2 separate regions of the Homo sapiens genome follow, and region 1 is linked to region 2. The links are chromatin contacts, found by Hi-C in ENCODE. All regions are on one chromosome and are shown on one strand. The core of a region is the stretch at or near the end of the contact, and the rest is flanking DNA. Distances in the headings are between cores, read along the strand shown. Region 1 has its middle 64 kb from the start of NPIPB3. Region 2 overlaps DCUN1D3 (defective in cullin neddylation 1 domain containing 3).

What was found. A loop is a pair of places that touch in the nucleus more often than their neighbours do. Pooled maps may share reads with other maps.
Region 1: a loop to region 2 is called in a map with no recorded cell type, with 13 times the contacts of the local background. The contact joins two enhancer-like sites. A Hi-C loop is called at or near these places in 4 of 37 single-sample maps with no recorded cell type and 3 of 50 pooled maps.

Annotation. Positions count from the first base shown.
Region 1 is chr16:21,359,321-21,362,660 of GRCh38, forward strand. It overlaps the pseudogene SNX29P1. Among named protein-coding and RNA genes, the nearest start is that of NPIPB3, 64 kb to the right of the region's middle. RefSeq lists enhancers at 141-780, 417-516, 781-1,419 and silencers at 288-582, 1,147-1,216. Within about 2 kb of position 1,410, at least 6 of the 41 ENCODE cell types and tissues checked have a DNase peak (open chromatin) inside an H3K27ac peak, as active enhancers do.
Region 2 is chr16:20,873,598-20,877,094 of GRCh38, forward strand. The region is part of intron 1 of DCUN1D3 (defective in cullin neddylation 1 domain containing 3); the gene reads right to left. Among named protein-coding and RNA genes, the nearest start is that of DCUN1D3, 25 kb to the right of the region's middle. RefSeq lists enhancers at 766-865, 1,116-1,335 and a silencer at 1,982-2,061. Within about 2 kb of position 1,399, at least 8 of the 41 ENCODE cell types and tissues checked have a DNase peak (open chromatin) inside an H3K27ac peak, as active enhancers do.

The sequences.
Region 1 (3,340 bases), core at 160-2,659, 490 kb after region 2:
AAAATGTTTAGCGTGCTTCTCAGGGCTTTTCATCTAGATCAGGAAAATTAGGATTATCCGTGTCACTTGGGCATTAGAGTGAAGTTTCCCTGCTTTTCATCTAGATCAGGAAAATTAGGATTATCCGTGTCACTTGGGCATTAGAATGAAGTTTTCCTGAGAACTGCAGTCAGGTTTTTGGCATGGCTGGCCTTCTGTTGGTCATATGTTAGGCATGGAATGGAAGATGGCTCGATGTTTGCTGCGGCTGTCCATGCCCCTCTACGCCATCCACAAGCCTCTGACCGAGTTATCCGTGCATGCATTTGAGCGTTTCTTGCAGGAGAGGCCGGGGCCAAAGGAACGCTTCAGTTGCGCTGGGCTGTGCCAAGGGGCCTCAGCAGGAGCAACCCTTGGGGGCCAGAGCCCAGGCTCTTCCAGCAACAGGAAGGACCTTTCTTCCCTCTGCAGCACCTGTCGAACAAAACATGCTGGACTCCCTCATTCATTCCCGGCAGAGAAGCACTCCCCTCACCCCCCACAGAGCCCTGCTATGCCGGGCACTCAGACCAGCCAGAGGTGGGGGAGCCTGTGAGTAAAGTGGAGAATTGGAGGTGTGGTGCCACCCTGACCACAGCACCTTTCTTCTCCCTGAGGCCACCTCCTCAAATACTCTTCTTGGCCACAGATGAGGGCCCAGCTGTGGTTGGCAGATCTTTTGGGAGATAACTGGATGTGTGGGGGTGGGAGAGTTGCCATGGGTCCCAGTCTCAGGGCGGCCGCTCCCTCAGTGTCTGTCGTCTTGGGATGCGGCAGTGTCGCTTCCTCGTGCTTCAGTGCCCTCTTCACTGCGGTGGGGTGGCAGCAGCACCTGCTCAGGAAGTTGGTGGGCTTTGCTGGGTGCACACGGCCCACGTGGCACTCACCAGCCTCTGGGCTGCCCTTGGCAGGTGCCGTCCACACTCCAGCACTCAGGGAGGGGCGGTGCAAATCCTCAAAAACTGACCACACAGGCACTGGCACCCAGGTGGTGAGTAGGCAGGCTGTGGTCTGCAGACAGAAGCTTTACCCTGTATACGTACGAGGAGTAACAGCTGCTCATTTGAGTGAAGTCACTGGACTGCGGCCCTTAGAGCCTCCTGACGCGGAGGTGGGCCTTTCACTTCTGCCTTTTGCATGTGTGGAATGTGTGTGTGTGTGTGTGTGTGTGTGTGTGTGTGTGTGTGATTTTAGAGATACTGTTTTAAAACTGTGTACTCAAAGCATTAGTTAATTAACTAGGAAGTTTTGTCTTGTGAAAATGATGACCAGGACTGAACCTTTTAAAACAGATCATCTGAACCTCATCGCTGTAAAGCAATCTGGACTACAAAGTTCATTCTTTCACGTGAATTAAATGGTTTGGTAAAGAAATACTGAGCGTAACATGGACGTGCTCTAGTGATCTTAGGGAGCTGTGAGCTCGTGCAGTCTTGGGTGGGAGTTGGCATTGTTTATGTTCTTTTTTAAATTTTTTAAAAATGTTTTTAATTTTTATATTTTTGAGATGGAGTCTTGCTCTGTTGCCCAGCCTGGAGTGCAATGGCACCTTCTTGGCTCAATGCAACCTCCGCTTCCTGGGTTCAGGTGATTCTCCTGCCTCAGCCTCCCGAGTAGCTGGGATTACAGGTGCCCACCACCATGCCCGGCTAATTTGTGTATTTTTAGTAGAGACAGGTTTCACCATGTTGGCCAGGCTGGTCTCGAACTCCTGACCTTGTGATCTGCTCACTTCGGCCTTCCAAAGTGCTGGGATTATAGGTGTGAGCCACTGTGCCTGGCCTTGGTACTTGTGATATTTTGATACATGCCTAGAATGTGTAATGACTTTGAACAGATGTTTGCTTTTTTTTTTTCTTTCTTTGAGCAGTCTCCCGGGGCTAGGGTAAGTTCAGAGAGGCTCCTAGATCTTTGTTTCTTGTTTATTTCACCAGTTACTCATTTTCAGAAATGAATCAAAGATCTAGGAGCCTGAGCCTACTCTAGCCCCCGGAGACTGCCCAAAGAAAGAAAAAAAGAAGCAAAGATCTGTTGAAAGTCATTACACATTCTAGGCATGTATCAAAGTACCACAGGTACCCTATAAATATGTACAAATATTATGTATCAATAAAATAATTTTAATAATTTTTTTTAAAAAAAAGATCTGTTGGAGCCAGGCATGGTGACTCACATTTAGAATTGCTTGAACCCGGGAGGCGGAGGTTGCAGTGAGCTGAGATCGTGCCACTGCACTCCAGCCTGGGTGACAGAGAGAGACTCCGTCTCACCAAAAAAAAAAAAAAAAAAAAAAAAAAGGATTCCTGTCCCTGTTGAATTTTCTGCCATGCTTCTGTGCTCCTTCAACAGCCAGGGACGGAGGGATCCAGTCTGAGAAAAGCCAGCATCAGGGACTACTTCAGTCCTCATAGAAATCACTGCCAATGGCTTTGGCTACCTCCTGTGTCCTGGATTATGTCTCTGCAGCTTCCCGTCTCCCGGACGCCTCCCTGAGTCCCTGTGTATGAGTGACTTAGTGTTACAGGCTGGGTGAGGAGCTTTGCAGGGATTTAGCTTTTCTCAGGGCCACCTGCCCTCAGGCTTCCTGGGCCCTCATACTTCTTCTTGTTTATATCTTATCTGCCTTTGGGGGAATGACCTTAGAGGAATTGGTGTGAGTAAGCCATGAGGTTCTTGGTCCACTTCCATCCAGCCAAGGGCAGCTGGCAGCTGGGCACTTACATCCAGCAAGGCAGAAGCAACCCTGGCTTTGAAGTCAGACTGCTAGGGTGAGTCTGAATGGCCTCGGGGAAAGTTCCCTCTGAGCCTTCGTTTTTTTCACTTGCGAAGGCGATAGTCTCGCCTAGCTTGAGGGTTTGTCAGGGGGATTCAGTGAGAACCTCATTTGAAGCAGCTGCTTTAGTTCCTAACACCTAATAAATGTTTAACCACTTACCCTCCTCTCCCACCACCCTTTCAACTTTGAACCTCTTCCTCCATGTCATCCCTTCTTAAGGCGCTGACCTTTTGGCCACAAAGAATGGCTCTTTTTGTTCCCATCAGGACTAGAATTCTTATCTTTTTGTTGCTTGGCCCTGGTAATCAAAGAACCACCAACACATTTGCAAGGCATCTCCAGCCTTCTCGTTCTGGCCGCCCCTCTCTGTCTTAGGGAGAGTGCTATACCGGTATGGTGATGAGATGAACGAAAGGGCAGTCTCTGGCTGTTTTCTGCTGATGAGGATGTGCTGAGCAGCCTCCTGCAAATGACAAGCAGGGAAAAGACCAAACTAGCTTAGCTCATTAGCTGGGCATGGTGGTGCCCGCTTGTAATTGCAGCTAC
Region 2 (3,497 bases), core at 149-2,648:
CATCAGGTGATTACCCAATTTTCACCAGCAGATCCTTTTCCCTCGCTCTCGGCCATATGGCTGGGTGGGGTTCATAAAGAACTATGGGACTCAGCCCCACCAAGGCCTCACATGCCCCTGGCTTTAATGACTGGACCCAGGATATGCCCATGACAAGCCAGCCAGACAGAATCTCAACCCTGAAAATACAGGAGGCTGGAGATGCTACCAGAAAGAGCTACCAGAGAAAATAAGAATGCCTAGGGGGTCACTGTGAGGATTAAATGGTCCCTGTTTATCACATGGGGCTCAGCTCAAATGCATGTAGAACCCAAAAATGAAATCACCAAGTGGAAAGCAGTATGAAGAGACAAAGGGAAACTGAATTTTGAAGGCATTATTTACACCCTGAATCCAACTGTTCCTAGAGTCAAGATCAAAGCCTGAACTTCACAGGTGTGAGCCAACAAACTCTCCTTTGCATAAGTTAGATATCAGGTTTTCTATCACAACTGAAAGAGTCCCTACCAAGACACAGCTATGTCACTCAGATCTCTTCTATTCAGAGAGCAAAGAGAGAGAAGATCTAATTGCCAGATGTTCTGATTCATGGTTCAGAACCAACTGACTAGGCCACAATTTCTAGTCGAATATATCATAGGACCCTTAGCTGAACAACAGGACCAATGATCCCAAGTTCATGAAAGCTGTCAAATTCCATTATAACTACGTGGACCAGTAGGATGCTATTTAAAAGATGGTATGACTAACTGGCTACAAGAATCTTTCCAATTGCAATTTTTACACCGTTAGACCTCCTTCAAGTAGATATGCCACAGAATACTTCAGGAGCTTTATTCTATTGTGTACATATTTGCTGTCATCATCTTGTTCCCAAAGAGGAACCCCGTCCCAGCATTCAGACACCATGTGAAAGGCTGAAAGCAAAAATCTCTCAGAAGTCTTTCTCTGTACAATAACATGATCAACCTTCCAGCTGAAACAGGTATTTGATCTAAACCATATCCCATGAAACTGAAAGCCCAAATCTAACCTGAACTTGGCTACCCTCTTGGTTTCAATTCCTATCACTGAGACAATTTCTCTTTGATTTTACATGCCGAAGAGCCTATTAAGAAAGTGTTTAAGTTTCAAAGACTGACAGGAAATGCTCATGTTTGCACATCTTTATTTGAATACGTTCTCTGCAGGTTGAAACTTGAGGCCCCAAGGTTTAGGCTTTGATTTTTTTTTTTAAGTTACTTATTTTCACAAATGCTCATGTAGCATGAGGCCCCAGAGTACATTAACATGTGCAAAGATAAGCAGGTAATTAAAAATGGAGCTCTATACCTGTTGGAAGGCACTGTGGTACTGCAAGCTTTGCAAAGTAAGACATCTGATGATTCGTTCCTGCCCACTTCCCACCCACATGACCTGCCAAAATTGCTGCCACCTAATGGCCACCACAATGCTGTCTATTAAAACCCTGCCCTAGCAGCTATGCCCTATTTTAAGAAACAACATAAAAAATTTATAAAATAAAGCAGCAGCACCATAAGTTCTTTCAGTCATCAATAAGTCTGAAGACTCAAAGACAACTATGGCCCCAGAATAAACTGCGTGCGCTCATGCACACACACACACACACACACACACACACACACACACACACACACAAATGTTGCATCCAACAATAGGGGGTCCATGAAATTACATGCAACTTTTCTGAATTGCGTTCAGTGTCTTGACTGTTCTGCAACCAACATTCAATTCTCTCACTCAAAAACCAGTTGCACAGATATTGCAGCTCCTTCAGCTGCTCCAGTATAGTCATGTGCCTTCCAGGAGGGAAAGTACATGCATTGGATGCAAAATGACTAGGTTTGTACAGCCCAGCTCTACCAACTCTCTAGCTCACACTTAACCATATTCCATCTCAGTCTTCTCAGTTGAAAACGGGAACTAAAACAAATCACTGTGAACTAAATGACTATATGCAGAAGAATAAAACTAGATCCCCTCTCTCACACTATATACAAAAATCAAATCAAAGTGGATTGAAGATTTAAATATAAGACATGAAACTATGAAACTACTAGAAGAAAACACTGGGGAAATGATCTAGGACACTGGTCTGGGCAAAGATTTTTTGTGTAAGACCTTAAAAGCACAGGCAACCAAAGCAAAAAGAGACAAATGGGGTTATATCAAGCTAAAAAGCTTCTACACAGCAAAGTAAACAATCAACAATGTGAAGAGACAATCCACAGAATGGGAAAAAAAATCTGCAAACTATCCATCTGACGAGGGATTAACAGCCAGAATATATAAGGAGCTCAAACAACTTAATAGCAAAATAATAATAATAATAATCTGATTTTTATTTTATTTATTTATTTTTTTTGAGACAGAGTCTCACTCTGTCACCCACGCTGGAGTGCAGTGGCATGATCTCGGCTCACTGCAACCAATCACCTCCGAGGTTCAAGTGATTCTCTTGCCTTAGCCTCTCGAGTAGCTGGGATTACAGGCGCATGCCACCAGGCCCAGCTCATTTTTGTATTTTCAGTAGAGACAGTGTTTCACCATGTTGGCCAGGCTGGTCTCAAACTCCTGACCTCAGGTGATCCGCCTGCCTCAGCCTCCCAAAGTGCTGGGATTACAGGCTCGAGCCACTGTGCCCGACTCTAATCTGATTTTTAAATGGGCAAAAGATCTGAATAGATGTTTCTCAAAAGGAGACATGAAAATAGCCAGCAGGTATACGAAAAAATGCTCAACATCACTAATCATCACAGAAATGTAAATAAAAGCCACAACGAAATATTATCTCACCCCAGTTAAAATGGTTATGAAAAAAAAAAAAAACAGAATAATGAATGGCAAGGATGTGGAAAAATGGGAACCCTCGTATACTGTTGGTGGAAATGTTAATGAGTATAGCCACTATGGAAAACAGTATAAAGGGCCCTCAAAAAACTGAAAATAGAACTACTGTATGATCCAGCAATTGCACTACTAGGTATATGTGCAAAGGAAAGAAAATCAATATACTGGAGAGATCTGCACTCCCATGTTTATTGTAGCATTATTCACAATAGCCAAAATATGGAATCCACCTGAGTGCCCATCCATGGATGAATGGATAAAGAAAATGTGGTACATATACACAATGGAATATTATTCAGCCATAAAAAAGTATGAAACCCTGTCATAGGCAACACGGTTGGAACTAGAGGTCATTACGTTAAGTGAAATAAACCAAGCACAGAAAGACAAATAGCACATGTTCTCACTCATGTGTGAGCTAAAAAAGTGGATCTCAGGAAGAGAGAGACAGTTATCTTCTCTAGGTAGTTACCAGAGGCAGGGAAGGGGAGCGGGAGGGGAGATGAAAAGAAGTGGGTTAGTGGGTACAAACAGAAGTAAGACCTAGCGTTGGAAAAATCAGTAGGGTGACTCCAGTCAACAATAATCTAATGTACATTTCAAAATAGGTGGAAGAGAATAATTTA